3 separate regions of the Mus musculus genome follow, and all the other regions are linked to region 2. A link is a loop called in an ENCODE intact Hi-C map of the cell type or tissue named here. Cell type or tissue: left cerebral cortex. All regions are shown on one strand. Links, peaks and the distances in the headings refer to the core of each region. The heading gives the core; the rest is flanking DNA. Region 1 has its middle 28 kb from the start of Otos. Region 2 holds the start of Gm29483 (predicted gene 29483). Region 3 has its middle 12 kb from the start of Otos.

Region 1 (10,640 bases), core at 2,958-5,457, 51 kb before region 2:
GAAAAGAGAACGCCACCAGGATCCACTGCCCATACAGGTGTTCCTCAGACTCAATCATACAGACACTCAGGGGCGGCTTCAGCCAAGGTGCTTCAAGAGAGCACAGCTGTTTCTCAAACTGGTAGCAGAACACAGTAGTGTCTGTGTGATATTCACTTTGCAAACTATAAGAGTTATGGGGTCTTAAAGACTCACACCAAGACCTCATGTCACTCTGGGGTTGATTATCAACCTCTAAACCAGTGGTTCTCAAGTTTCCAGATGTGACCACTTAAATACAGTTCCTCATGTTATGGTGGCCCCCCTAGCCATACAATTTATTTACATTGCTACTTCATAACTGTTACTTTGCTACTGTCGCAAATGGTAATGCAAATATCTGGTATACAGATGGTCTACGGTGACCTCTGTGAAAGGGTCATCTAATTTCCAAAGGGGTCGGAACCTAAAGGTTGAGAACTTCTGCTCTTAACATTTCTGGTTTGAATGAGAATAGCCATTTCTAAGAAAATCTGATAAGCTTTGAGCAGAAACATTGAGACCTTAAGAACAGTTGCTGCAGTGGTCAGGGTTGCTTACAGCCAAGGGGTTGATGGGCTAACACTTGGGTAACAGCCACATCAGAGTCTTTAGGGTGGTGGAGTCCTTGGGTGGCCCAATCAGGACTCTTACTCATTGAAGCACCCTCCCACTCACTCACAAGCCCATTCTGCTGAGTGTGGCTTAGTGCTGGGACAAAGCCTGCTGTTGGCTTCTGGGTCTTAGAGTAATGGAAGGAAGGCACAGCTTCTGTGGGGGTAGAAACTGCTGTCCACACTGCCCGGATGCTGCATTCAATGTCATAGCCCAGGATTTTTTGGAAAGCATAGAATGCTTTTCAAGAGCTCATGGCCCAGCAAGAATTAGGCAAAGGAAAAGGGAGAAGAGCCGTACACAGGACAAAGGTGTGTGCAGCAGGCAGCAAAATGGCTGTGGGCTAAGCATAACAATAACCACGCTATCTATAGATCCCAGGTTCCCCGTGGACTGCTCATCTCTCTGTGACTTGCCTGTTCTCTGTGGACATGTCTGCTGTAGAACACCCACATATCTCCTGCATTTCTGGTTCTGGGTTTTGAGCTGCACTCTCTATATAGCCTTTGGCTTTACCAGACTTGAAATTCCTTACAGTTTGCTTGTGATGGACCCGTAGGCCACAGGAGGAGTCAGTCTTTGCGAGCACCCCACCTCTTTCCTGGATCAGGGAGTGGCTGCTTCTTCTTCAGAAGTTCTCTCTACCAGCTCATTCACCAAGACTTTCGACATTTGATTAAAATAAGGAAAGGAATGTGTTTCAACACCTTCTGCTGGGAAATCATAAAGTCTGTGTGGTGTGGATTTAATTAAGATTGGATTGTGAGAGTTGGGGGTGAGATCAGCGTTCAGCGCTTGGTCTGGGAGCTCTCAGATAGCCATAGTGAAGATGCAAGGTTTCCAGTAAGTTCTTTCTGCTGTCTTATTGGATTCGGTGAATTCTGGAAGCTGCTTACTTCCACTCTGGTTTTCTGTATTGTAAATGTCTCAGACGGAGGAAAGAATGGCTTGGACAGAACAAGATTGCAGAGTGTGTCCTGTCCCTACTCTCAAGCTGTGACACCACATACACACACACACACACACACATACACACACACACACACACACGCCTAGCCACTCTACTGGCAGGACGCTGTCTTCTGAAGCTGGGAAGGCAAAGTACATCAGAAACTCTAAGAGCAGATGGAGTCCTGGATTGGAAACAAGACCTTACTTAGTAATGGAGTGTAGTTGAGGATGTCAAGATGACATTGTCTTGGGTTTAGAGCAGGTCCTGACTCCAGTGCAGGCATCCATATAAGAGAGGGAGGGGAAAAGACCATGTGTTGACAGAGGCAGGCTGGAGCAATTCGGCCAAAGCCAAGGGAGCCTGGGGCCAGAGGCTAGGGGAGGCAGCACTATTAGCCTCCTGGATTTAAGACTCACAGACTCTAAACCATGGAAGGACAGACCTGGGATATGTTCTCTATACCCTTAAGTCCTGAGTGGGTAGTCCCAAGGATGCCAGTCAGTGTGTTAACAGAAGCCTGTCTGTGGCTTTCAAACAGGCCAACCCAGCCTGCCATATCTAAAGCCAAGTGCTGAAGCAAGCCCCAGCCATGACTCTCTTTGTAGCCTCACATGGTGGGTAGATGCTGCATCTGCTTGCTCCACTCAGCTTCTTGAGACCTGGCTTGCTTTCTGCTCCTGGCCTTTTTCTGTTCTGTATCCACCACAACTAGGAGCCAGCCATGACTGGATGTTGTTGGGGTAAGTGAAGAATAGGGTCTTCCCAGCACGGCACTAACATGTCTGCTGAAGGCGCCAGTTCACTTATTGCCTGGCAGTCCTGGGGACCCACCTGCTCATCCCCAGCCTCTGAGAGCAATGACTTTCATGACAGTCAGGATGGCTGTGCTCAGTTAAAGACATGACTTTCAATTTCTGGCCGTGCACAGATTATTTGATTGTCACACTGGGGGAGGTGAGCTGACCTCTATGTATGGAGACCAAGGGTGCTCAGAACAGCCGTACCACAATTTGAACTGTCCACTGGGAACTCTATGAACCCTGCAAAGAGAGTCTGGCCAACTTGAGCATGGTGAGCATGGCTCTTGCAAGCTTTGTACTTCCCCACCATTCTTTATGATTTGCTAAAGAACTGCCATATCAAAGTATTGACGTCCAGCAATCAAAAGCCCTCTTTAGCTCACCTAATTAACATGCTCAATCAAAATTAAACACTTATCCTAACACATAGTTTCCTCTTTCACCTTTATAAACTGACATTTTTCTGTTTGCCATGTCTCCTCTACCCAGAGGCAATCCTTTTTCCTCCAGGACAAATATCCCTTCCCCTTCTCCCTGGTTCCTTTTCTCCCCTCTCCCTTGTTCCCTTCCCCCTCTTATCTTCCCTTATCTCCTATCTTTGTCCCTCATCCTTGCTCTCTGTCCCTTTGGAGCAAATAACTTCCTTTGTTCTGAGATCTTGGTCTGAGAACTTGGTCTTGAGGGTTCTGAGCCAATACTTTCCCTTTACCCTGGCGTCTCTCAGGCACCTAGGCAGTGATGTCAGGTCCCTATGTCTATGCCTATGCCATGTCCCCATATCTCTTACAGACAGACTTAGACAGCCCCTTACTGGGCCCCAAGAGTCAGCTCAAATCTACACAGATCTCCATCTCCAACCGTGCAGGCTCCCACAAGAGAACCGTGGTCCATAGGTGTCCTTGGTGTGAGTAGGGGTGCTTCAGCATGTATCCTAGCCCTCCAGCCTGGAGACCCTCACTTTTATGCTTACTCCTTACCCCACTCCTGCTTCATCGTCACAGGCCATCCCCTTTGTCCCATACCTCTACAAAGTTTTCTGGGTAGTTTATCTGGAAGAAGGGGGCATGCATAGCTAGTAATACAGCTGTGGCTTAGATCTAAGGCTACCTTGCAGACCTCATCCCCCCACCACTGCCTGTTTTGCTGTCTGATGCCTCATGGGACAGTTGAACAGGAGCTGGTACAGACCTTGAGTGAGTGGCCAGCTATATGGAGAGCTGTTGTTTGCCTGGGCTGCCCTGCTTTTGTCCCACGGAGACCCTACTCGGTCACATGGTGATCAGCCTCTCCTTAGCATCTAGAGATTCTGGGTAAATCAAGTCTTCCAGGGACCCTGTGGGTAGCTATGTGAGCCCTGCCTAGTCCCAGGTACACAGGCAGGGTTTGCATGGCCCCATGCTCCCTACTGAGTAGGGGCAGAGATGGTCACATTCATTGACAACCCAAGTCTTTGTCTCCAGACACCAAGACCTTCCACCCTGGCCAGCACTGCTCTCCCCACAGGAGAGACTCACGCCTCCCCAACAACCAGCACACACACAAAAGAATAAGGCCATTGGAACCAGGTCTGGGCAGGTGGCTTTTGATCCTAACGGCCGCTTCCCAAGTCCCCCTAGCTTTAGTTTTGCAGAGGGATGGGAGGCCCGTCCCTTACCATCAAGGGCACCATGAGCACAGGAACTTTTCCAAAATAGAAACGGACTTTCATCCTAAAAAGTGTCATCCCCACCTCTGTCTACTTTCACGCCTGCCTATGGCCCTGTACACCACGCTCATGTGATTGCTGCGCCTTTAGTTCACATTGCTTTGCTAAGCAGTGTGCTGCCTCCCACTCCCAGCATGCATTTGGTGTGGTTTTGCTGCCGCTTCCTCATATAGGTGGTGGTTCATCTCCATTGGTGACTGGGTTGGCGATCGCGGAGGAGTCTCTCAGTTGTCTGTGGAGAAGCTTCCTTCCTTTCTAAGTGGCCTTTAGTTGGGTATTTTGGTCAATAACTATGAGAAAAGTAACTGATTGATGCGGAGTCCAGATTGAATTGAGAATGGTCCTCTCACCTCCTACTTCTTCTGGGAAGTGTGGTCAGCAGAAGCTGCGGGGGTGGCTTGGAAAGAGTTCCATAATCTTTGAGGCACTGCCCAACAAGTGGAGCTGCTTCCTGTCTGTTGAATGTGGCTGGCCCCAGAGTCCTAATTCTCACTGAAGCAGGAAGCAGCAGAATTGACCGCTAACAGATAGGGTTCTGGGAGACAGCATTGCCCTTGGGCTGTTCTTGCTTCTTCTGTTTGTCATCTCTTGTTCTAAACCTCAGATGACACCTTACACCCTATGGAGAGGCCCGTGTGATAAAGAGGGCAGAGACCCAGAGCCACAATGTGTAGGGACCCATGACTAGCTGACAGCTGTGTCCAGCTGTCCCCAAAGCTGAGAGGAACCTCCCTGGGCACACTCACTGAGCCTCACTTTGTGCTGGGAGCCTCAGAGGACAGGGAGAGAGTCCCCAGAGAGAACCTCGAGATCCTGCAGAGGAGGGACAGGACACCCAGCACCTTGGTAACCAAGATGACAGACACATGGAACACCCAGGTGCATAAGCCCAGAGTGTTACCCAGAATGTCCCTCTCCAGGGTTCACACATGTGACCTCTGTAAAGTGGCAGAGCTCAAGGACAGCTGTTGGTCTACTGACTGATGACACACTGAAATATTAGAGGATTCATGAGCCAACAGGAAAACAGAAATAGTGAAGGGAGTTTTGGGGGCGGGGGGAGGAGGCATCAGGCAGAGACCTCATCGGGGAATCTTATTAACTACACAGCGCACAGCTGTTAATTACATAAAAATTAAAATTGGCAATAACTCAGGCAGAAACCTCCAGTTTGACACCTTTCTCATCCCATGCTACAGAGCCAACATAATCTTAATTAACCACAGAACCTACTTCTTTGTCCTGCTCCCGCAGCCCATTTCTTTGGTCTGCCTGGATCAGCTCTCAGAGCCCCAGTACAGAGTCCATCTCGACCTTAAGTCCCAAAAGGTAGGAGGACAGAGCCTGGGCAGAGATGGAAGTGAGGTGTATACCTGTTCTTCATGGAAGTCAGGGATGAGTTGTGACATGATAGTGTTCCACACTGTGGCCTGCCCACTGGAAAGCCCCATGGCTCCTGTCATGTCCTCTGTCCTGGCACCTCTCCTGTGCCAGGAGAAAACCCCATTCTCTTGTTTGCCACTGGCTGCCAATGGTAAGCCTGTGATACATGCTCAATAGAGCACCCACCCAGGACTTTGAAAAACTCAGTTCTCTGGATTCCAGAGCTGGAGACAGTGGAGGTCAGGAGTCAAAACCTGCCCCTCACACACACACAGGCAGAGCTAATCCACCTCAGTGCTCTGCTCCTCTCATCCACACAGGCAGAGCTAATCCACCTCAGTGCTCTGCTCCTCCACCCACACAGGCACAGCTAATCAACCTCACTGCTCTGCTCCTCTCATCCACACAGGCACAGCTAATCCACCTCAGTGCTCTGCTCCTCTCATCCACACAGGCAGAGCTAATCCACCTCAGTGCTCTGCTCCTCCACCCACACAGGCACAGCTAATCCACCTCAGTGCTCTGCTCCTCTCATCCACACAGGCACAGCTAATCCACCTCAGTGCTCTGCTCCTCTCATCCACACAGGCACAGCTAATCCACCTCAGTGCTCTGCTCCTCTCATCCACACAGGCACAGCTAATCCACCTCAGTGCTCTGCTCCTCCACCCACACAGGCACAGCTAATCCACCTCAGTGCTCTGCTCCTCCACCCACACAGGCACAGCTAATCAACCTCACTGCTCTGCTCCTCTCATCCACACAGGCACAGCCAATCCTCTGTACTGCTCTGCTCTTCCAGCTTCTTCTTGGAGAAAAGACTGCAAGAGATGGATGACCAGAGCCTCCTTCCCTCTGAGGATGCTCCCCTACTCTCTCTGGGTCGTTCGTCCCCTCTCTGGGATGTGCTTCCATGTACCACTTAGAGATCTAAGCCACAATTCTATGTGACAATCTCCTCTTCTGACTGCACACAATAATTTGATTATGGATAATGGAACTGTCTTTAATAATTAAGCAGCCTCTGGAACCGAGGTGAAGTTCTGATGTCTCCTCTCCTTTAGAGTTGGTACTGGGAAAGCAAACGCAAGTGTGGTTGAGCCCTAGGCTTCCCAGGACTCAGTATGTCATCTGACTGGGCTCTGGGGTGGTATCTGTGGATCTTGACTCACAGAAAGCCCATTGGAAACCCCCATGCTCCATGCCTCTGGGCTTGTGCCCCACCCCATACACAGTTCTCTAAGCAAGCTCATTCTCCAGGCTCTTACCCTGGAGTTGAAAACTCCCACTTCTCTCAGTAAGCTCACCTGCTGAAGTTTCTCCAGCCCACTGGGAGTAACAGGTAAACAATTAGAAGGTATTCCTAGAAACCCCACAACATTCCAATAAAGTAAAAGGCATTTCTCAATCCTTAATAGAGTAAGTAGATTTAAGAGCAATTTGGGAATTCAGCATATGAACACTTTAAAACTAATGACTATATATATATATATATATATATATATATATACCATGTACAAAAGTATATCATTTACACATCAAGGAAATATTTACAAACATGGGCTTGTGTGCTGAATCCATGCGGTCTCAACATTTTTCTTAGGCCCTGTATATGGATATCTATTGATTTGTCTATAAATTATCAATCACATTATGACACAGGTGTAAAACATAGCATGCCTACTGTAGCTGTAACGTCAGCACTTGTAGGTGTGAGTTTCAGTTCCTCCATCTGCACACACTGTGTACAGGCTAAACGCACACGCCTTCTTCGGATACAGACTTCCTTTTGCAGCTGAGGTCACTTTCTACTTAAACCTATCAAGCACTTACAGAAAAGGGAAACCACAGCCTTGTGATGAACATATCTTAAATAGAGTATTAGGATCTGAGATTTACTGAGATGCTGAAAATCTAAGTCCTGCCTTACTCATCCAGAGAATTCAAGGATGGTTCAAAGTTAAGACGTCTATGAAATTCATATATTTAAGGGTAAAAAGGAAGAAAACACGCATCCATTGAAGCCATTTTAGAGCCAGTCAAAAGCTGTCTGTGAACCAAACCCACATCAAAAGTGGATGGAGTGGATGAATTAGTGATAGACGTTCCTCGGAACGGCCTGGGAAGCAGCCATCGGAGAGAATTAGATAGATCCCTATGTCCTACATGGGAAGAATTTCAGCATCAATTATTAAATGAAAATAGAAAGCTGAAAGGCAGGAGTATATTAATATCTAAATACATGAGACATAAATATGAATAAAGTATTTTATGTATTTATATAAATATGGTGCATAATTTATGTATAAATTATGTATGTATAATTCACAAACAATTGATACATAACACAAGATGTAATTTACATCTATAATTTATACATAAGCATGTGTGTTTGTCCCTTGTGTATTTCAGGCTTCAACAGTCTGGGCATTCAAAGGAAGCTGCACATGAGGATGTACCAGTTGTATTCCATCCCAGCCCCCATGCCTTCCTTTTTGAGAGTTCCTAGACTACCTCAGAGTGCTGTGGGTTACACTCTCCGGAGTCACTGCCATTGAGGGCATCACGTGAGGGGATAGGGAGGTTCTCTCCTCTCATTCTGAAGTCAGTCCATTGGTCTCTGTGCCATCTTCAAAGGCATCATTGCCAAAGAGTACCCATTGGATGCCAGTGCATCCAATTTCCTTTTACCACTTTACCTGGACAGGCAGCTGATACCTACACATCCCTAAAGCCACTGGAGGCCTGCTAGGCTTCAAACTTAGGGATCCTACCCCTTCTAAGCCCAGAAGAAGAAGGGGTTGATCTGTGATCCCCCAGTCACTGTGACACTCAGATGGACATTGTGGGTCTGGTACCATATGAGCGAAGATGCCCTTGCCTTTCTGGTCCTGCCTACACTGGACCCCACATAGCTGATGGCACAGAGCTTGGCCACATAGAGCAGAAAGGCCCCGTGTCCTTCTTCAAAGACTTTCCCTTCTGTCCTCTAAACATATGCCACAGTACATAGCCATCCACCCTGCCTAACGAGGCGGCTCCTGTTCCTCTGCCTGCAGACCTGAGTAGTCCCGTATATTACCAGCTGGGAGTCAGGGGCTTGCCTGGGGAATAGGTAGGGGACAGATGTTACTGTGCAGCTTCTACATCAGAGAATTCCAGACTACAGCCCATGAGTAAGTCTAGGTGAGCCTGTGGGGTCCACAGTCTAGAGTCTGATATTTAGGGAAGGCAGAGAACCCCAATCTAGGATTGCTCAACTGGGATCCAAAAATCTCACTCCTGTTTGGGAAGCAGGCAGTGTTTGTATCTGTGATCGATTTCAGGCCCAGTTTGGATCTGTGATCAATTTCCCGGCTCCTTCTTGGCTCTTAAGCATTTACTTCCCAGAGTGCTACCTTGTGCCCCAAATGGATTCTTGTTGCTAGATCCCAGCTGGGTGAGTATTCCACGGATGTCTTCTGCCCCCCCGTGATACCCCGTTTTACACAAAGAGGCTGCAGCTGCAAGTCCCCCCTTCAGCCCCAGCATCACCATCTAAAAATAGTTCCCGCCGGGGCATTTCCATTCAGAAGCCACCAGAAGCTGCACCCCCCCCAAACCCCTCCCCACCCTCCCTCCACCCCGGCTCAAAGAGCATCTGGTGGATCCTGAGTCTTCACTGACCTAATCAAAATGTGGAGGAGAGATGGAAACCGGAGAGGACAGTGGGCGGGGCCAGCTCTGTCAGGCAGGGCAAAGGGTAGGAGAAATACACCTTCAGCTGGTGCCCATAAACACCACTTAAGCGGAAGGTCCTTAACATGCAGACACCGAAACTCGGATCCATCATCTTGCTGCTGTCCTCCCCAAGGCCGGGCCATCAAGCTCTGAGTGTGACTGCCTTTCATCTGAATTTACTCCCTGACAATACAAGATTACAGCAGGCTTCCCCCGAACAAAAGAGATTGCTTGACAAACAACCTTCCCTCCCTACCCCATGGGCAGCTGCCACACTCCACTGGGTCTCCTGGGCGGAGGCCAGCTCGCCCAACCTCCTCACATGGACAAGACCTTGTGAATAGCAATGGCAGTGACTGTTGCATGCCATCAGATGGCAGTGAGTTTCCTCTTCCTCCTCCCTTCTTGACTGGGGGCATTTCCTCTAGGTGCACCCTGGCAGGGTACTGAGCAAGGGTGTTTTGGTCACATGCAAGGTCCTACAGTGGGCTACAGTGTTCTACACTGGCCAGTAGTACTCATCTTGGCCTGTTTTGGATTCTCTGTAGGTTTCAAAAATTAGATAGGACTTGCGTTTTTCACCTAGGAAACCTGACCACCCACAGTTCCAGGCCCTCAGCTAAGTCCTGGCCAACAGCCTGGCCTGAGTGCCAAGAAGCAGCCTTGATCTTCTACTCCATAGTAGGTCTCATGACTGCAGGGTGTTGGGAGGGGTGCAGAGCAAATGCCTTCTTCAAAATGTTGGACAACTTTTGAGTAACAGAAACCTGCTGAATCAAGAGTGAAATCATAAAATCTATTGCCCTAATTTAAGCCCTTGGTCAAGATGTCCCAGGGCATATCCCTTGTCCATTTGTCCTTTGGCTTTACTGTCCTGGCAGGACCTGGGCAGACCACCACCACTCCCCAGTCCTATGGCCACACTCCATCCTTCCTACCATCCATTTGGGATACATCTTGATTTGCATGTGGTAGACAAGTCCTGCCCACTGACCTCATTCTGCAAGAGTCCGTGTCCAACCTCCATGGGCCTCACCCTATAAGTGCCCCTGACCCTGGATCTGTCATAGCCCTATCTCCTGCCACCTCCACCCTCATCAGGCAGGGATTCCTTCTCCCGCTCTGTGTCCAGTGGGTCTGGGCTTCTGAGTTCCATCAAGGGCAGGGAGCTGGAAGATGAGCACGTGCCAAGTCTAAGAGGGGAATCTGCTCCCCAAGTCAGTGTGAGCTGGGCAGCCTTAACTCCTACCCACAGCGGTGGTAGAATGTGCTTCAGCAAGTGGGCAGCCAGACTCTTAAAGGAGAACCCACTGGCAAGGGTACTCAGCCCCTGGTGATTCACAGAATAGAGGCATGGTCTCTAGAATGGGGAAGGGGACTTTTGCAGCAAAGCCGAGCAGAGAAGACAATGAGTAAAACTACAGATTTACAGCAAGAGCCTGCTGTT
Region 2 (10,640 bases), core at 4,639-7,138:
GGAGGACTGCATGCTTGCGACTCCCCATACTAAGAGAGTTGCAGGTATCGATGGCCCAGCTATATCACCGCAGCCAGGCAGGGCCGTGCCCTGCGGCTTGTGATAGCTCCAAGAGCTGATCTCCGGCTGAGCTGCTTCTCTTCTGGCAGGATGATCACTTGCTTCCCTGGTCCTGACTCACACACTCTTCCAGTGCCCATCACTGCCCATTGACTTTGCCTCTTTTTGCACCGTGTTAAAAATCGACTCTCTGGACAGAGTTGTTTGCGCCTGGCTTCTGTCACTTGCCCCCACGCCTTGGGTGTTTCTCATGGTGCTGCAAGCTCCTTCTCAGGATTGCACAGTGTTCCGTCGTGTGAAGAGACCACCTGTTTATTTGTCCAGTCCCCACTTCAAGGGTATGGGAGCTGCTTTCTGGCTCTGAAGTTTTTATCCTCAAAGCTATTCTAAGCATTTGTCCGCATCTTTTTCTGCATACTTGCTTTCTTTTCCCTCTGTACATCTGTAGGAGAAGAATCATTCGGTCCGGAAAGATCAGAGGTGTATTGTAACTTCATGAAAAATAAACTGATCCAAGCTGCAACCCTGCAGCTCCCATATTCTTACACTCCCTTCCAGTTTGAGCTACCCTCCTCCGACATCCCTGGAGTGAACTGCCCTACCCTTCTGTGTGGGTGTTGCTGTGGTGTGAACCCAATGCCCCTCAGCACTAACCTCCTTCCTTCCCATCTGTGTTAGGCTGCGTACTGATGCCCTAACCCCTACTACTGGTTTTGTATATTCAAAGCTCATCATCAGAGAATGAAGCTGATGCCAGTCGTGAGACCATTTATCTGATGCCATTATTTTTATTTCCTCAAGTTGCTGGAACCAAAAACTAATCTATGACTTTCTAAGGAGTGCTGAGGGGGACTCTCTTAGCTAGGGTTATTATTACTGTAATGAAACACCATGACCAAAAGCAACTTGGGATGGGAAGGGTTTATTTGGCTTATGTATCCCGAATTACAGTCCAGCAGCTAAGACATGTACTCAAATACAGCAGGAACCTGGAGGCAGGAGCTGATGCAGAGACCACTGAGGAGTGCTGCTCCCTGCCTTGCGCCCCGTGGCTTGCTTAACCTGCTTTCTCATAGAACCTGGGACCGCCTGCCCAGGATTAACACCACTCACAATGAATGGGCTAGGTGCATCTACATCACCGCTGATTAAGAAAGAAAATGCCCCGTGACCTGGTTTTATGGAGGTATTCTTTCAACTGAGGGTCTCTTCTCTCAGTTTACTGTAGATTGTGTCACGCAGAAATGAAACTAGCTAGCGCAGGGAGATGCCCCTCAACAGAGGAATGGATACAGAAAATGTGGTACATCTACACAATGGAGTACTACTCAGCTATTAAAAAGAATGAATTTATGAAATTCCTGGCCAAATGGATGGACCTGGAGGGCATCATCCTGAGTGAGGTAACACATTCACAAAGGAACTCATACAATATGTACTCACTGATAAGTGGATATTAGCCCAAAACCTAGGATACCCAAGATATAAGATACAATTTCCTAAACACATGAAACTCAAGAAAAATGAAGACTGAAGTGTGGACACTATGCCCCTCCTTAGAAGTGGGAACAAAACACCCTTGGAAGGAGTTACAGAGACAAAGTTTGGAGCTGAGATGAAAGGATGGTCCATGTAGAGACTTCCATATCCAGGGATCCACCCCATAACCAGCATCCAAACGCTGACACCATTGCATACACTAGCAAGATTTTATCGAAAGGACCCAGATGTAGCTGTCTCTTGTGAGACTATGCCGGGGCCTAGCAAACACAGAAGTGGGAGTTTGAAAATAAACAAGATTTTAACTTTTAAAATTTGAGATTATAATGTAATTACAACATTCTTCCTCCGCCCCCACTTCCACACCTTCCCATATATTCCTCTCGGCTCTCCTTCAAATTCAGGGCCTCTTATTTTATTAGTTCTTATTGTATACATATATGTATATACATATGTTTCTAAGTATTACCTGTTCAGATCATATGTGTTACCTGTATGCATGTTTTCAGGGCTGACCACTTGGCTCTGGACAGCCATTAGTGTGCTCTTCCCTGGGTAGGACCCCCTCTCCACTCCCAGCTTTCCTTGGTTGCCTGTAGTCTTTTGTGTAGGGTTGAGGCCCCCTGGGCTTTCCTTGTCCATTTTGGCATGTCCATTGGTATCGCCATCATTCAGCTCACGTTTCTGCAGTCACACTGATGAATCTAGCTTTGACATCCTTAGGAGTCACAACCCCACAGCAATCTTACAATCTTAGGAGACACAATCCCATAGAAATCTTAGTCTTCCCACTCCCTCTGCCATAATGGGCCCTGAGCCTTAGGTATGGTAGTGTTTTGTAGATGTATCCATCAGTACTGGGCTCCACAACTCTACATTTTGATTGGTTGTAGTTTTCTGTACTGGTTCTCTGTCTCTTGCAAAGAGAAGTTTCTTTGATGAGCGTTGAGGACTACACTTATCTGTGGTTATAAGAAGTGTTTATAGATTGTTGTTGGGACTATGCTGGTTTATTGAAGTAGTATGTGTAGATTCTTCTCCAATAACTGTGACTTCACTAGTATTGAGTAGTCAGGTTTCCAGTACAGGCATGACTTCCCTCTTGTTGACTGGATTATAAGTCCAATTAGAGATCTGTTGGTTATTTCCAAGGTATGTACAGAGAATAATCTATTCTTAAAAAGATTGTGGGCCTTTATGATATACAAACCCTTGTGTGAGGCATGGACATGAAGTTCTCTCTCTCTCTCTCTCTCTCTCTCTCTCTCTCTCTCTCCCTCCCTCTCTCTCTCTCTCTCACCACACACACACACACACACACACACACACACACACATACACACACCACACAATACACACCATGTAAGGGAAGGGCATGGGGCTTTGTCATACACAGACTCTGTGAGGGATAGACATGAGACTCTATCATACACAGACAATAATGTGAGGAGTGAGCTCGGGACTGTCACACAGACACTGTAAGCATGGACAGAGGACTTTGTGTCTCATGCAGAGTCTGGGTAGCTGCCCAGTTGTGACCTTGCACTTGGCATTCTGAATGAGAACTAGAGTGTCAGCAGTCCCTTATCTCATTCACTGCCCAGGTTTTGCCAACCTGAGTGCCTGGTTGATAAACTCCAGCTTTGAACTGTGAACAGAGCCATTGCCAGCTTGGTGATTGGAGCCGTGGCCAGTGGCTCCCTTTGCTGGCCCACTGCTTGCTGTCTCCTTGGGTCTCGATTGGGGCACCTCTCTCTTCTGCCCATGATCCTTAGCAATGGTCTCTTTCCCCATGACTCTCTCCTGTCTTTCCTTCCTTCAATTCTTTGGGAAGAATTTCATTTTAGAAATACCTCCCTCTATCCTTTTGTGAACTGACCCTGAAGCTCATTAGTTGGGCACACTTCCCTCTCCACACAGTGTTATGATGGCTCCTTCCTGGATTCTGGGGCCAATGGACTTTGGAGAATCTCTTAACACATTGTCACTTCAGGTTTCTCCAGCCATGAGACCAGAGGGTCAGGAAGTCCCGTCATCAGGAGGAGGGAACTGTTTTTGACTTGTGATAGAGCATTCCTGGTAGATACAGTGCCATGACAGACTCTGGTGCAGCCTGACCCCATTGCAATTCTCTGCACCCCAGAATCCCAATGACAGACGAGGCAGGCCTCCCAGCTCTGGTGACTCCACACCATGAACAAGATCATAGCAATCATTTTGTGCAGTGCCTCTCAAGGGTCACATGCTATTGCTGTGTGCAGGGCCTGATGGCTGGCCTTGGGTGGGAATCAGAAGTGACCACAGAAGGGATATAGAGGAGGAAGGCTAGCCAGCTTTAATAGGCTCTCTTACAATGACCCTGCCTGACAGGCCATATGCTGGGGACAACTGAGTGGAAACCCAGACTCCTGAGGAGGGAAGTGTGCATAGCCCAAGACTCCCCAGTGACTCACACCAGGGTTTATGTGTGACAGGGTCTGTGTGACAGAGCCCTGTGTCCATCCCTCATACCAGAGTCTGTCTGTGACAGAGCCCTGTGTCCATCCCTCACACCAGAGTCTGTCTGTGACAGTGCTGTGTGTCCATCCCTCACACCAGAGTCTGACAGTCCCATGTCCATTCCTCACACCAGAGTCTATATGTGACAGGGTCTATGTGTGACAGAGCCCCTGTGTCCATCACTCACACCAGAGTCTGTGTGTGACAGTCCCAAGTCTGTGATAATCTTTTTTAAAGATTGTTCTTTTTCAGCACCTCCATAAGCACTCCTCAACAAGGCATGATCCAGTTTACTGCCCCATCATATATATATACCTTGCAGCGTTAGTAGCCAGACAGATCACAAAAACAAAACAAAACAAACAAAAAAGCAAAAGCACATTCCTTTATAAAGACAAAACCACAAATCAAACTTCTGTGCCAATCAGACATTCAATAGTCATGTCTTAATAAACAGAATGATGGTGATTATACTCCAAATGAGCCATCGTGCCCCGGGAATGGGAGAGCATCTAAATGTCTCTCAGATAGCTGTAGCTCACCCTTGGAGAGCTCAAAGCAGCCCGTGAGCCCACTGCCCCCTCACACTTACCTCTAATTCTCCCACCTACAAGTTTGGGGTCCTTACTGCACAAGTCCCTGCAGCTGCAATGTGGCGAGCAGAGAGCTTCTGCTCCAGGAGGCTCCCAGGGTGCTGGAGGCTTCTAGCACCAACACCAAGGCTTTTCTTTTTCTTGCAACAGGGGATGGCTCACTCCTCTTGCTCTTCATCTTTCTTCTTCCTTCCTGGAAAGCAGAGGTGATGCCTGGAGGTGTGGCAACCACATGATGAGAAGGAGGGTAAATGTCACTTCTAGATGAAATAGAATAAATGGTGGAATGTTTGCATATGAAATGTATCCTGCAGGTTTATGCATTGAATTCTTGGTCCCGACTGGTAGCATTGTTTTAGAAGGTGCTGGAAACTTTACAAGGTAGAGCCAAGCCAGAGGAGTGTGCAAGTCTAGTACACTGACATATGCTTTTGAAGACAATACCTGGCCCTCGATTCTTGCATCATCCTGGCCACCATCCCTTGGGATGTCACCCTTTACCATACCCACCATAACAGATGGAGGAGCCCTCTGAAACCCTGAACGAGAATAGGTCTTTCTTCCCTTATTTCTCTCAGATATTTTCCACAGCGATGAAGAAACTTTGTGCCAGAGAAGTGGTTTGTTCCTGTGACTAAACCTGACCATGTGGTTCTTAAGCCTTTGGAACTGGCTGGTGGGAGGAATGTGGAAACATTTGGAGAAGCAGGCTGGAGGACGCTTAGAGTGTTGTGGCATTGCCTGTGGGTGACTCTGCTTAGCTCCAAAGACCAGAATGCCAAGGGGAGTGTGCACAGTGAAGGCTGTGCTCGGGTCTCAGGTGGGAACAGGGACTACGGTGTGCGCATTCTATCTAGAAGGGAACATGTTTCCATCTTGTCCATGTGCGGAGAGACAGCTGGCTGTAGTACAGGTTTTTACTATAGAAGGCTTGAGACTGGACTTTGCTGTGTCGTCTGGGCTGGCCTTGAACTCCTGGAAGACCTCCTTCCTCAGCCTCTAAGAGGTCTGGGATTGCAGGCCTGAGCTACCACATGTGGGCATTGGTGGCTGCTTTTAGTCAGTGTAATAGTAAGAACTGAGAAAAAGGAGAACAAGAAGAGATGCTGGAGCAGTGCCTGAGTGCTTAAGAGTGTGTGTTGCTCTTCCAGAGGACCTGAGTGTGGTCTCCAGCACCCATGGCAAGCGGCTCACCTACCACTCATAAGTTCCGGGGGGGGGGGCGGGGGGACGCCAAGCCCTCTACTGGCCTCTAAGAGTGAGAGCAGGTACCCATATCATGCATGTGCACGTGTGCACACACATAATTTTAAAAAATCAAATAAAAATTTAAAAGAACAAAAATATTTGAAAACCATCCATGTTTGGCCAAAAAGGGAGCATATTTAAAATTGAGGTCAAGGAAGATAATGCTGTGAAAGAGATTTGTACCTTAAAATAAGCCAAGTACTTCTGCATTAGGACAATGGGAAAAATGTCCCGAGCATCTCAGGGATTGGATAGACTCCATTCACCTCATGTTCAAGGGTAGAGAAAGGTTTTAGCCTATTGGAAAGACTTTGGGAAGACAGCTCAGGGCACCTGCTCACACAGGGCTACCTAGAAAAATATTTCCCTGCCTTCAGCCATCTGGGCACTCAGACGCCATTCAGACTTCAAAAGAAAGCCAGAGAAGCCGAACAATCTGTCACAGAGTCTGCAACATTCCCAGAGACAATGATGTGCGCAGCCTAAAGACTCAATAGAGACCCGAAGGGGGCTCTCGAGATGCAAGGAATGTAGAACGTCAAGGAAGGCTGAAGGCAAGGCAGATCCAGCCAAAGAGAGAGTTCATATTGGCTGCAACTAACAGGGTCCTAGGGGTGAGGTAACTCAGTCATTGGGAGCTCACATGACAGGGTACAGCCCAGACCCGGATCTACAGGATTCTGTTTGTCCTTCTGGGTTTCAGTCCTACATTGTTACGTCCCTGTTTTGTGTGCCCCAGTTCACCCCTGTTTTTGGAATGGGAATGTTTATTCAATCTGGGGGTTATATACTGTGTTTTGGCTTCTATAAGAGTCCACTGCTAAATTTTGCTTTGAGTCTTAGAAGAAAATTAGGACTGTTAGAATTTTTAAGAGAGACCTGAGAGACTCACTGAGATAATTAAGTGCATTCTACCTTCAGAGATGCTCACGACCTTCGAAGCCAGAGGCAGGATGCTATAGTTTGAATATGAAATGTCTCCCACAGGCTCGTGTGTTGAATGTTTGGTCCCCAGCTGGTAGCACTAACTGAAGAGGTGGCAGAGAATGTAGGAGGTGGGGCTTGGCTAGAGGAAGTAGGAGACAGAAGGCAGACTTTTGAAGGTTATACCTCCTCCCTACTCCCTTCTGCTGTGAGGTGGATGCTCCACCCTGATTGAATGAAACCAGGAGCCAAATCACATCTTTCTTCCTGATATTGTTTCAAGTATTTTATCGTAGTGACAAAAAAAGTGTCTGATGGACACAGCAATAAGACAGCAGGGCTGAGACCCTTCAGCCACAGCTAAGTGAGGGGTTCCTGGGAACGGCAGCCTCAATCCATTAGTGTCTGTCTTATGTGCATGTGTGTATTTACATATTCTTACACATCATAACAAATTAGATCTTAAATAATATATATTAAAAATACTTAATACTTTTGTCCTATCTCCTAGTCAGGAGATAGGCATACTCTTCCTTATACAACTCAATGCTCATTGCTCTGTTACCCGCAGTCAAACCTAGGCCTCATGCAGATCACAGAGATAATAACATAACAGGAAAACCTCAGGAACTATGATGTTGGCGTGGGCTAGAGCTGCTGGATGATCCCGGGGATGGAGGACATGTCCTTGAGTAGTCACGGTGACTACGACTCCATAGGACAGCCAGGCATTGGGACTTGGTGACCCTGAAGAAGCTCAAAGGGCCTGGACTTTCCCTAGCTATGCCTCATGCACAACTTGTGCCTGAAACACTTTGAAGTGCCCTGATATACCATTGCGTGCGCACAACACATCTGGATATAACCCAACATCTGTTCATCTTTCCACCTGAGCAGTAGCCTGGCAGGACCCTGATCCCTGCAGCAGACATACCCACAGCCTCCATCTCTGAGCCAATCCTGCTTAATCCCACAGAGCCAGGTCAGGCGTTTCAGAGTAGACAGCTAACCTCAGCCCCACACCACCTAGGCCTCCAAACCAAAGAATCCCTCATTCAAATTTTAAAAGGAAGCACAGAGGCAAAGCACGGGGCTGTCTCCAACAAACAAATAGGTAAATGAAGGGATGGGAGGTCAAGATGGACAAACAGATGAATGCATAGACAGACAGACCCATAGCAACTTTAGCAAGCCATGTCAACAACAGAGCTGAGCTGAAGCTCTGCAGCAGCCATGAGTCCTGTCTGTTGTTTCCTCGACTGTCACTCCACGTGGCCAGATGGAAGGGCCATGTTGCGGGGCTGGCAGCCTCACAAGGTACTTACTCTTTCTTCTCCTTTTTGATGTCTGGGTAAGGTCACACCCTCTCCTCAGACTGGTGAGTTCAGTATTTCTCAGGCTTGGTCCTCCTGATTTGATTCTACTATGTCTGTGTTCCCATAGTCCCAATTTACTTCAATGTAATTAACAGATTTCTAGGTGGCATCCTTTCTACTTTGGAGATAAGTTATCAGTATTTGCCTCGTGGCTAGTTCAGGAGAGATGGTGTTTTCAAGTGTGTCCCATGATGCAAAGTCATCCTTTGTGTTTGCACTTGAAATTGAGTCCAGTGCTTTCAGATGGGGATTCTCCACTCAAGTCACAGCTTGAAAACAAACCACTGCTTTACAGATGTGGCTTGATTACAGCCTGGTATGAACACAAGTCTGACTGAGTCCTTCAAAAACTGGGTGCAGAATGAAGTACATTTCACCTGTCACAGATGTGAGGGCTCAGCTTCCTGGGCAGGACCTCTTCAAGGGTGATATGACTGGCACCTGAATTTTATAAATGAATTGGTTGCTTCAGGTTGGCCTAATAACTTGCTGCAGGACACCTTGGAGATCTGAAATGCTGGCCTTAGTGAAGTTGCCTAAAGGCTTGGCCTCTAGCTGTCAAGTGTATATTGCATCCCAGAATACAAAGAAATGAAGAAGTTATAGGGCCCTTCCATGCTAGACAGCTAGGAACAGGTAAGTCTGTGGATTAGCCTCAGGTAGAAGGACCACCATACACCTGATATTATCAAAGTCTACCAGTAGTGATCAGAGAGATGGCTGAGGAAGAGGGTCATGCCTGGCCTCATGGGGAAACTGAGATGTGGCGAGAGTGATGGCTCACAGGTTTCAAGCCAAGTTTCAGAAGAAGCCAACAGTACCCTGCCTGGAAGCAGGACACCTGGAACTTTTCCTCCCATGGCAGTCACAATACCTGGATGCATCCAGTGTGTCCCCTCTGTATTTGAGACACTCAGCCGAGTAGCACTGAACTTGAGAGCAAAAGCTTTGCACTAAAACTAGGGAAAGACTTAAATTCTCACTTTTGAATTTGGAAAACCATCAGCACCGTGGTTTTCCTTGTAACTAGCATTTGTCTCTGGCCTAGATTAACATAGTCAAAGTGTGCAGGCAGCAAGCTCAGCAGAGGGACACAAGCTGAGAATCTGGAGCTACGGTCAGTGCCAGTTTCCTGGCAGAAGGGGGAAGGAAATAGCTTGACTTAAGCTACTGAACACAAGAAATGCCAGCAACAGCAGCAGCAAAGACCTACCCTGTGTCTGTGTCCATCACATTGAAGTGAGCGGCTCCCAGCTTGTACAGTCACTGCCCCTTGTGTTATCGGATGGATGGAACCTGCAGCATGCTTGGATGCAGCCCTGCCTCTCACAGATCCCCTGTGCCTCCAGGCAAGCGCAGAGGAGCCTCCTCTGCAGGCTTCCTGCTGGCCCAATTACGGGAGTGTATTGGCAAGTTGACAATACCATTATTGAAAACCAATGAAATATGATTTGGGCTTGGCTGCAGTACAGGGACGGAAAACCTGCCATGGCATGCCGTTGGAAGGGAAGTTCTAATCCAAGCAAAAGTTCTTTAGGTTCACAATGGGGTACATTCTGGCTAGGTGTCCTTGAACAGATGTGGAGGTCCGTGCCCCTTGAGCTTTGAGACATGCTCAAAGCTAGAGAAATTTGAACAATGGATAGAAAGATCTTATTTTGTCTTGTGAACCAGTCTGGTGGGAAGACTAGTCCAGTAAGTCTGAGACAAGGACATCAAGGTGTCTTTGAATAGCCAGTGCTCACACAGGTACATGTTGCCTACATACAGGATACCAATGTCCTGGGACACTCTGCTACAGGGAACAGTGACATGACATGTTGGTTCAGATGGGCCTTCCTAGATCAACCAAGGCCTTTGAAGATTGACCTGGGGGTGCACAGAGCAGGAGAGCATTTCTGTTCCACCAGAGCGTTCAGTGGGCCATCTGATCCCCAGCTAGCCTATCACCCTGGGCCTTGAGCACCCCACTGGCTCAGTGATTCGGACAGTGCTACTCAGCCCTGGTGAAACTTTGGGGTCATCTGGGAAGCTGAGGAAAATCTTGCTGCTCACCACCCCTCCGAGGGCCAGGCTTGTCTCTCCCAGGTTTCAAGCATAGCTGGCATCTCCAAGCAAGCCAAGAGCCAGAATCTTGGAACAGTCGGCATCTGCTGCTTGGGGACGCCAAGTCAAAGGGAAGACATGCCCTCAGGCTGTGCCAGTCTCCCTCCCCCACCCCATGTGACATTCTAGCACCTCAAACAACCCCGAGCTCCCAGACAGCCCTGGAGTTATCACAGCACCTCGCTCTGTCTCTTCACCAAGCATTTGTCACCTCCCAAGGGACATTCTGCTCACTGGTGTACCCAGAACCTTCTTGGACTGCCCTAACCATGGCCAGGGGCAAGCTATAAACCTACCTGAGCAGACTGTGACCTACACTCTTACTGATTGACAG
Region 3 (10,640 bases), core at 5,515-8,014, 65 kb before region 2:
TAGCCTGGGCTCCACCGCTGAGCTGAATGGCCATCCAGAGAAAACTTCTGCTGGTTTGTGCTGCAGCCCATGCTGGGCCTGCCCAGCCTGGGAAGAGTGACTGAGGCTACCCAAGCTCTCCCCTGGTGGAGGCATAGTGAACTAGACTGTGCTCTGATCCCCAGCTCTGCTGCTGCCAGAGACTAGCTTGATGCAGAAGTGGGATGGAGGCCCCACATTTGGGAGAAACTAAGCTGTTGGGTGCAGGTACATCTTTACCAGGAGGGGTAGAGGCTGAGCTGTCTACTGCAGAGCCCATTGGGGAGTCTGAGTGGGTTTGGGCAGATAGACACAAAATCCAGGAAAGAAGTGGTATGTATCATGGCATGGGTAGTCGCATGGGGCAAAGAGGGACAGAGAATGGACTGGCTCATGATGGACCTCTGAACAAAATGACAGGAAGACATGAAAGTTGTGGTCTTCTCTACATGACAGTCTTCTAGAAGTCTGGTATCTGAGGCCCATGGTTTTTCTTGGCACCATTTCTAGGTTCTCAGCAACCTTTGCCAGGTAGAAACCCATGCTCATGGTTAGACCCTTACTCTAGCTTCTGCTAACGAGGTGGGGACCACTTTTGGATCACCTTTCTTCTTTCCCATTATCTCTAACTGGGCCACCCCTGGTTCACAGGGCAACAGAGTGGGCTCCCAGGCAGAGACCTCGGAGGGCTCCAGCTCGTTGCTCATTTGACCATCAGCAAGGTGTCTTTTAGAAAATTGATTTTTGGCCAATTTGTCTAGGCCTGATGGTCAGCGTGGTGACTGATGGGCTCCTTCCACATGACATATGAGGCTAGCCCTTTCCTGAGAGGCAGGCAGCAGTGAGAAATGAGCAGTACTGTGGCATCCATACAGACAGGGCTCCCTTGTCATGGATGCCACAGGAGTCCTCATGCACAGCCCACCCCAAGAATTCCGTACACGTGTTCTGGTATGGGTCATTACAGAGCTCAGGCTGAGGGTGGCAAGGGATAAGGGCTGTAAGGGATGAAGCCACGGGGTTTGTTAAATCTGTGCAGGCTGGAATCAGTCCCCTTAGGGTGGTTTCAGCCTGTAGCATGTGCACAGAGGCAAGCATTTCTAAAGTCACAGATAAATGTCCGGAAAGGATCCCGTGGACATCAAGTTTAGAGGAAGTCTTCTGGTCTCCAGTCCCAACATGGCCAGGATGGGCCATTCTCTACAAGCCTCGGCTGCCTGGGCTGCCCACTCCCCATTCTACTGTTGAAGAATTTTCTACCAGGGCTCCTGAGTCTGCCACGCTCTGTGGATGGCTCTGGAGGAGAAGTGGGTTAATGGCAGCAGCCTTCTCTCTCTCCCAAGCTGCCACCAGCCTTGACAAATGCAGTCACGGTGAAATTGCTCCTGTGGCCTGGGGCCAGCAGAGGAAGGGGAGCCATAAATCCCAGGTGGAGACCACTGTAGGAGGATGAGGACAGCTCTCTGCTAATGGCACACTCAATCCAATGACACGTTTCACTCCAGCCCTCCTGCCCCCATGATCAACAGGCCTGGGGTTGAAAGATCAGAGTCAAGCACAGTCTGTGGTGATTAATAAAGGGCCAGCGGCAGGGACCACACAGGGCAGTGTTTTGTGTGGTGACTTTGCTCCTCAAGCTGCTTCACTGGCAAGGATGTCCACCAGAGGCGATAGCACCAGCGGTAACCTCCTGAGACCTGAAGTTGTTCCCGTGCAGTTCTGTCCACAGGGACCCACGGCACAAGCCTAGCCACACTGGTCTAGGAGGAGCCTGCAGAGCCAGCTGAACCCAAAGCCAGCTCTCTCCAGGCACATGGCTGGGCGGAGGTTATTGGTAGCAAAACTGGTTCAATGTCAGAGTGGTGAGTGACCTCATACCAAGTCAGGGCTGAAGGTCCATCTGTTGCCTGGGGCAATGAGGTGACAGTCTGCTACTTCCAAGTACCTAGAACATCCTGGGCCTGAGGGGCATATTTTTAATCATCTCAGGGTCATGGTTACCCCGTGCAAGACACTGAAATGGAGCACGTTGATCCCCAGGCTGTCCCCATGTGCACACATACTTGAGGTGAAACTGAGTTCTGCATATACACCTCAGAGTGCCCCAGTACCCTCATGCAGTAGGTGCCAGCCCTGCCTGAGGAAGGAGAAACAACAACTCTTCAAGTGAGGGAATGCCAGACCTCAAGCAGACCAATGCGGGTCAAGTGCAGCAGGAGAAAGAGATTGACGCAGACTCAAATGTTCCACAAGAGCTCTGGGGCTGGGGTGTGAGGAAGACCTGGGGAATGGGTCAGAGGGAGCAGCCTTGGTTAGCCCCGCCCCACAGACATCCTCCACTGACCCCATCCCGGCTGTGAGCCCAGAGCACAGCACCAGGGCTGCTCCTGATCTTCTCAGAAGCTGAGACTCATCACATCAGGAGCAGCCCCTTGGGGCATATAAACCACAGGGATGTGGGGGTTCCCAACCAGCAGGCCTGGTCCACCCTTAGGTAGCTTCCAGGATGAGTTCATAGGTATAGCTCAGGCTATAAGATCTCAGGTGGGCATGGGACCCAGGGTCTCTGGCACAGTGGGGGTGTCACAGAAGCTATGCTTGATGCGATGAACCAACCACAGGTGGTCCAACCTTGGTTGTCTTACCGCACCTCTTGGAGCCTGACCTACTAAGCATGACACTATTCTGCGGGGCCAGTATGGTTGTGGTGAAGCACATGGAGCCCTGGGACTTGGTAAACAGTAAGTGAGCACCTTCCAGACATCAACCAATATGAGGCAATAGGGCACAAGAAAAATTAGGGCTCTATCTGGGTTCTGGCATCACAGGAGACCATTTAAGAGGCACAGAAGTACAAAAAAAAAAGGCCCACAAGCACACAGCAGAGTCTCTTGGGATTGCAAAGTCACTCTTCCTCTCACCCACCTCCTAGGGTCTTAGTTCAGGGTAAGTCACAAAAATAGAAAAAAAAATGGGTAAAAATAGTAGAAATTCATTTCTCATAGTGCCGGATCCAGCAAGTACAAGACCCAGAAAAAGGAAGGACTGGCTTCCTGGTTCACAGTCAGAGCCTCCTTGCTGACCCTAGACCAAGTCCTCATCACTTTCTCATGTGGTGGGAGGGACAAGGCAGAGGTTTGGAGTCAACTGTGTAAGGGCCTAATGCCATCCCCGAAGCTCCTCCTCACAACCTAATTACCCTGCAGAGTTCCCATCTCCTGGGCCTGGGGATAAGAACTTAATCAGAATAGAAGGAAGGCACAGCTATTCATGGGTCCAAAGGCTATTTCTAGCCTCTCTCTGCATTTCTTCACCCCATGAGACATAAAGGCCTGGGAACAGGGAGGGCCCTATCTCTTCCAGAGAGGAGCCAGCTTCCAGCCCTTGGCTGCTATGTTCTATGTTCCACGGTGGGGGACTGGGATGCAGGAGGTGCTGGGGACCTGGAAGAGGGAGCACCCATGCTCAATACACTCAATAGAGGGAGCACCCATGCTCAATACACTCAATCCTACCTCTGCCCCACTAGTGAGATCAGTCCCTATGCAGGGCTGCTCCTAACACAGTTGTAGCAGGGACATGGGAATGAAGCAGAGACTCCAGCAATATGGATCTCTCTATTGGCCTATGGAAGGTGTGTATACCTCTGTCCTCCATGGGCAGAGCTGCAGGCTGTAGGCCAGCCTGGTTACTAAGACCCGTTCTTCACTTTCAAACATGTATTAGTCAGTTGGGTGATAAGTTCCACAGTGTCTCTGAGGTCTAGGAAAGCGGAACTTGGATGTGATGGCCAGATAAGGAGCCAGAATTCAACTGAGTCGTCTCTCCCATTGAAGCCCTTGGACAGGAAGAGAGCCAAGCTTCCCCCAAGCCTGTGTCTAAGTTCTTAACGGGGCTACTCTGCCCACACAACCTCAGGAAAAACGGCTTGAAGGACAGTCTCTGGGGTGAGTGTGTTACCAGGGTCATGTATCTTCCTTCTGCTCTGAGCTGAACTGCAGGGGGATTATAGAGATTTTCCAAAAACGCCAAATGTCTGATTTTCTTCAGTCGTAAGTGGAACGTGGTTAGAATGTGATTTCAAGACTGTTTATGAAGTTGAGATGCATTTCAGCATTTTATTATGTCAACAGTATTGAGTCAGCTGAGAATTTGATTTTGAGAGCCAAGGAAGCAGTTGTTTATATAACTAAGTTAATTATATAGTTTTAAAAAGTGTATCTGTGGTTAACACATTTTCATTAACTCAGTTTGGATTCAAGATTAAAGACTCAATAGGGATCAAACTTTATTTGGGTGGCTGGCCTGGGCTTGGCTGGTGCACCCCTGAATCTGGCCACCAAATCCAGCTATGTTAAATCCCATCCTGCTTTATTTAAATCGCAGGAAGCAAATTATGCTGTCAACCAGATCTTGTATGAAGCAGTGGTCTGTTCTCATTTAGCTAACAGTTATTTCTGGATAGCCCTGTCTTGCACCGGGGTCACACAGGCTTCTGGGTCCCATGCTCACGGGGGCCCAGGTCAAATCACTAAGAGGGAGCAATCTCTGAATCCATAAAGCTGTGTAGGTTGGTGACAAGATTGCCCTGTGGCTGTGGACTTTACAGCCAGCAAGTAGGTCTCTGGCTCCAGTGGGTAGAGACCTGAGCCTTACATATCACACAATCGGGGTGACATCTTATCCCCTGTGCTGCACTGAACCTTGTACAAGCTCCTAGAAGCAATCTGAGGCTTCTACCACACACAGTGGGGAGGAATATTCAAGGTGCTAAAGGATTGGGTATGGTAGCAGACTGAAGAATTTTTTTAAAAGATTTATTTATTTATTATTATATGTAGGTACACTGTAGCTTTCTTCAGATGCATCAGAAGAGGGCGTCAGATCTCATTACAGATGGTTGTGAGCCACCATGTGGTTGCTGGAATTTGAACTCAGGACCTTCGGAAGAGCAGTCAGTGCTTTTAACCGCTGAGCCATCTCTCCAGCCCCAGATTGAAGAATTTAAATTTCCTTTTAGAAGTAGTGGGAGGTGCTCATAGATTCAAACAGGACTGTTTGTGTGAACCCAGGACCTTGCATAAGACTTATACTCCAGCCTTTGGATTTTCGAACATACTGTCACTAAGTACCCCAGGCAGGCTTTGAACTCCTGATTATCCTGCCTCAGCCTCCCACATGCTAATATTACAGGCACCAGAACATGTGGATTTGTTTGTTTGTTTGATACATTACTATGTAGATAGGTGACAAAGGTATTTTTGGCCAGTAACTTCACATCCTCTTTTGTTTATAGCATGTCCTGAAGGCAGTTCTACCTCCCCCAGGCTCCGTTTATGCTAGTGCGGGTTTCCTGCTACCATTGTCCTGATTGGGATTTTGAGAGTAATTAGGTGAGGCAGGGCCCATGGCTTCATATGACTTCTCTGAGTTCTGCAAAGCTCGGGGACATGAGCCATCAGACCCAGCAGCCAGATCCTGACCCTCTGGGACAGTGATCAGCTGCTGGCCCAAGAGGCTTCCAAGGTCACACACCTTTGATGGATATGCCCTGGCTGACAAACTTCCCAGAGTCTCACACAGCACTCTCTGCTACCTGTCACTCACTGCTTCCTGGGTTAGCCTCCCCAACAAGAAGAGCTTCCATCAACAGGCAGGGCAGAAGGACATTCTTCTTTGCCACTGCAATCCACATTTCCCTCCTGGGCTCCCATGGACGAGGTTGGGCTTCCCTCTATCCTAAGCTCGTCTCTACCATGTATATATTTGTTACTCCTGACTGGAACCATGTGACCATGGTTACCAAGGGCAAGTTAGATATACCAAGGTGAGGGTTTTAATATGTGCATTTCAAACATTCTGAGACTGATGAAGATTCTTGATATACAAGGTATCTTCTACTTAAAAACATTATGTGTATGGCTGTTTTGCCTGCATCTTTGCACCATGTGCATCTCTGGTACCCACAGTGACCAGAAGAGGACATTGAATGGTCTGGAACTCGAGATACAAAAAATTATAAACCACCATGTAGGTGCTTGGAATCAAACCTGGGTCCTCTAGAAGAACAACTAGTGTTCTTAACCAGTGAGCCATTTCTCCAGTCCCTAGTCTTCTGTTTCTCATCTTATTCATATGGTTGCTTCCTTGGGGTGTTTGGAAGGTCAAGAATAATTACACTTTCTTCCTTACTTCATTTAACAACTGGAGATTTTTTTCTCTTTAGAGGGGAAAAAATTGATTACTCGGTGACTGTAAATGTAACAAATGCTTCATTTGAGACATTCAAACTTTATGGGAGTATGTAATAAAAAAAATGGAAGTCCTCTTCAACCCCATCCTTGTCTGGAAAACCACATGAACCTTGCCAAGATATTCTTCTGTGCATGTATAATTTATTTTATGTAAATGAACTCCTGTCCCTATATTTGTAGCTTTAAACAGTGCTTTAAGAGTCTATCTGGGGTCTATGAGATGGCTCAGGGGGTATAGGTGCTTGCCACCAAGGCTGATGACCTGAGTTTAATTACAGGGACCCACATGGTACAAGAAGAGAACCGACTCCTGCCAGTTGCTCTCTGACCTCTACAAGAGCCTCAAGGAATTTATATATATGCAGATGCTCAAAATAAATGTGAAATTTCACACAAAATAAATGTGAAAAATATTTAAGATCTGATTTGGGCATTCCCTGGGAGTTTAAAAAAAAAAAAAACTTAGGGAAAGAGTGGCTGGAGAGATGGCTCAACAGTTTAAGACCACATACTGCTCTTACAGAGGATTTGAGTTCAGTTCCCAGCACTCACATCAGGTAGTACACAGTGATCTGTAATGCTAGATCCAGGGACTCTGAAGCCTCTGAACTTAATGGGCACCTACAGTCATGTGCACTCTCTCTCTCAATCTCTCTCTCTCTCTCTCTCTCTCTCACACACACACACACACACACACACACACAGAGAGAGAGAGAGAGAGAGAGAGAGAGAGAGAGAGAGAGAGAGAGAGAGAGAGAGAGAGAGAGAGAACTAGCTACTGTGTGTGAGGCCCTGGGTTCATTACCCATCACCCCTAGAAAGAAGCAGGGAATAGATTTTTAACCTGAGTGTGGAAAGTGTTTTGCTTAATTTTGTTTATTTGTTTCTTACTAATGCTTGGAGTTTGAAGCTAAGTCATAGTTACTCTCTGATTTATTAACATTTTCTACTTTAAAAAAAAAGATCAGTAGCATCTAAGAAGATGATAGATCCACCCTTTCCATATCTCCTGCCCTACTTCTGATCTGTTATCCTCAGGAGACGATGAGTGTGTGGGAAGAAGAGCTGTGCTTCTGGATCCTGCACTATGGCAGGAAGCACGACTGGCCCTCTGCATCATAGCTGCATACAGTGGCACTCTAGAACTATGCTTTCAGTTCAGACACTGGGGCGACACCATTGGAGCTGGAGTGACATCACTGGAGCGCCACCCTGAGCACAGACTGAGGCTGTAGCTAGAGATAGGTGGGAGCTGTCCAAAGAAGTGGTAAAAGTGCTCCCTTCTCCCTACAGCTTTAAGAGGTCAAAGGCGACTCAGGTAACTGTGTATGTAGCTACTTCAGGGAAAGGCAACACAGCACAGACTAGGCCAGGCCATGTTCGAGTGCACACTTGCAAAGGAAGCAGACAGTGTCCATCTTAATAGCGTGGTCTTCCAGCCCACAACTTTGTTAGACTTCACTATTTGTTCTACTTACTCTTTTGTGGTCTCACTGCCCTGCCTGTCTAGATAATGAAATTAGTTTTCTTTTCTTGACCTATTGCACTGGCTAGTGTCACCAGTGTGCTGCTGGACAGAAAGACAGGCACCCTTCTTTTCTGCTGATCTTAGGGAGGAAACATTTGGTTCTCAACCATGAAGCCTAATGGAAACTGGAGTTTCTTTTAAATAAATTCCCCAATAAGGTTGAGTCTTACTAGCTTCCTCAGAATTTTTATTGATCATGAAAACTGGGTTTTACTAAATATATTATTAACATTTGTTGATATAAACATATGATTTGTTCATTTTCTTTTGCAGTTAAATTTTCAAATGTTATACTAACCTACAATAGTGTGACAAACCATATTAGGTCATCATGAGTTATTTTTACATAGGATTTGGTCCAATTTGCTAAAAATTTGGCTCATGGTTTTGGCAGCCATGTGCAGGAGAGACAGAAGTGGGTGGTTTCCTTAGTGCAACCTCGGCTTTGGGATTGGGGTGATGTTGCCTTCACAGGGTGAGCTGGGAGCTGTCTCCTCCCCTTTGGTCATCTGGAAAAGTTATGTAGAAAAATATTATATTTTTTCTGCACATTTGGCTGAGTTCCTCAGTGTAGCTATTGGACTTGAGTCTTATTGTTTAAAAAAAAAAAAAAGCTTTTTGCTATAAGTTCAATCCATTTAATGAACGAGCGGTCACTCAAATGCATGTTTGCCTTGAGCAACTTCGGTAATTGCAAAGAATTTATCTATGTCATATAAGGCGTCAGATTCATTAGCATGAAGTTGGCCATGGTGGTCCCTTATTATCCTCGGATATCTGTGGAATCTGTCATGGTGACACCTCCCCATTCCTCATATTGATAATTTGTGTCTTCTCCCTTTTTTCCTGATACGTCTGACTGGAGATTCATCACTTTTATTGATCTGCTCTAAGAACCAGTGTTTGCCTTTATGGATTTTTTCCCTCTATTTTTTGTTTTCAAGCTCATTGATTTCCAGTGTGATCCTGGTTTCCCCCCTTTTCTATTTACACTGGGCTCACTTAATCTTTTTCTGGTCACTTAATGTAGGAGACGGGGCCATCAGCCTGCAATTGCTCTTTCTTCCTGCATCAGGTGTTCTGTGCTGAAAGGCCCTACTTAGCAGAGCCTGCACACCCACCACCCAAAGGCACATGTGGACAGGTTAGACCTCATTCCACTTTCCATCTCCCTTTTGATTTCTTCTTTAAATGATTGGTTATTTAAGAGTGCTATTCAATTTCCAAATACGTGTATATTTCCAGGTTCCTGAGAAGTCTAAATTTAACTCCATTTTGTCGGGGTGCATGCCCTCATTGCTTACATCTTTTAAAGTTGATGCCTTGCTTTAAGGTTCAGCATATGGTCTGTCTCTGTTCAAATGGTCACTTGAAAGGAATACTTATCATATTGGTTGGGCAGAGTAATCTACACATGTGACGGTGTGTTTTCTGAGAGTGGCATTTAAGTCTATTTTGCCCTTTTGACTGTTTTCATTATGGGGGGGGAGGACAATTTTTGAAATGCTCACAGGTGTTTTTACCTCCACCAGCATCATAAATAACAGAGCAGTGAACATCTTGAGGCACTCACCCATGGCTCTGCGTGACTGGGAAATACTGCTACATCCTATCTTCTAAGGCTGTGTGGCCAAGGTTTATTCAGGGTTCAGATTGAGTCAGGCTCTTTCCAAAACTGTTTCCCATGTGGTCTTCATGCTGTTTTAACGAGCTCCAGAACACAGAGTGGGGGACCTAGGTGTGGGGTGATGAGGTTCATGTACACAGGGGAAGATTGGGTGTGTGCCAATGCTCATAAGAGCACACAGGAAACACAAGGACTGTGGAAAGGAAAGCTCATATACAACGAAGCCCCTTTGGAAAGGGGTTCACACTGGAAAGGGTACAGCGTCTGCCTGACCTTCTGTAGTGCCACCTGCAGCTCCAGAGGAGCCCTGCAAGATGGAAGGGAGCCCCTTTCTAGTGTCCCAAAGCAGGTGATCTTGTCACCTTGAAAGTACAGTCCTCTGCTCTTGTGGACAGTGCCTACAACAGACCTGAGGGGTTGTGACCTGTCCCTGCTAAGCCTGAGGTTGGAAATGCTGACCGTCTTGCGGGAAGCCCGGACAGAGATTTATGGAGAGTTGTTTGCACCAGTGGGAACCGCACAAAACAGGATCCATAAAATATTGACTGGAACTGTAAGATTGCAGACAGATCTGCATTGATTGTTTTTCCCCCACTCTGTGCGTGTCCTCGTTTCTCCCCTTTCCATATAAGAAACTTCTGTATAAGAAATGTCCCTTGTTCTTGGAAGGGTCCCAGGGTGGGTCTTCTCCCCCAGAGCCTGCCTCTGACCGTACCTGTGGTATTCTATGTACTTGTATAATCCACCTGGGAAAGCTGACTTACTCCTGGGGGTATCTTAGCCTCTCTGCCTCTCTCTTCCTTGCTTCTTCTCTCTCTCACTGGCCCGCCTGTTCACCTGCTGACCCTCCCCTCCTCTGAACCACTCTCTAGTGGCTACGAGTGAATCACCCTATATAAAGATGCATGTGTAAAGGAACCAATGGCCTATCCAGTGGCCAGCAAGGATCGCCTTTTGAATGAGCTTAAAAGTGAACCGTCCCCCATGGAGCCTTGTGTTGGCTCCAGCTTTAGGCAGTGCCTGGATTCTAGACTGACTGAGCCTGAGTGGTACCACACTGAGCTGTGCTGGGAGTATAGTGTGTTGTTTTATGATCCCAAGTTGAAGGTCATTATTATACAGCTGTAGATGACTAAGACATAAACACCCCACACCCCTGATTCCTCTTTCCTCATTCTTCCCATGTGTCTTTACATCTTTACTTTTTGGGGGT

The links. Peaks named below come from ENCODE experiments on the same cell type or tissue, not always from the same donor. Only the 100,000 strongest peaks of a DNase experiment are listed, where the experiment ranks them.
Region 1: it touches region 2 in a loop (4-fold over the local background); 2 of 42 quality-filtered maps call a loop at or near these places.
Region 3: a loop joins it to region 2, with 2.1 times the contacts of the local background. A loop is called at or near these places in 2 of 42 quality-filtered maps.

Annotation. Positions count from the first base shown.
Region 1 is chr1:92,671,763-92,682,402 of GRCm38, forward strand. No RefSeq gene overlaps it. Among named protein-coding and RNA genes, the nearest start is that of Otos, 28 kb to the left of the region's middle. In left cerebral cortex, for the core only: no CTCF peak of the experiment used is centred there; a DNase peak (open chromatin) is centred at 4,386.
Region 2 is chr1:92,721,214-92,731,853 of GRCm38, forward strand. Gm29483 (predicted gene 29483) reads right to left here and starts at 9,530. Exons shown (of 4, transcript NR_166120.1): 1 at 9,414-9,530; 2 at 4,652-4,845. In left cerebral cortex, for the core only: a CTCF peak has its summit at 5,921 (motif pointing left); DNase peaks (open chromatin) are centred at 5,329, 6,298 and 6,950; H3K27ac peaks cover 1,244 bases.
Region 3 is chr1:92,655,771-92,666,410 of GRCm38, forward strand. No RefSeq gene overlaps it. Among named protein-coding and RNA genes, the nearest start is that of Otos, 12 kb to the left of the region's middle. In left cerebral cortex, for the core only: no CTCF peak of the experiment used is centred there; no DNase peak of the experiment used is centred there.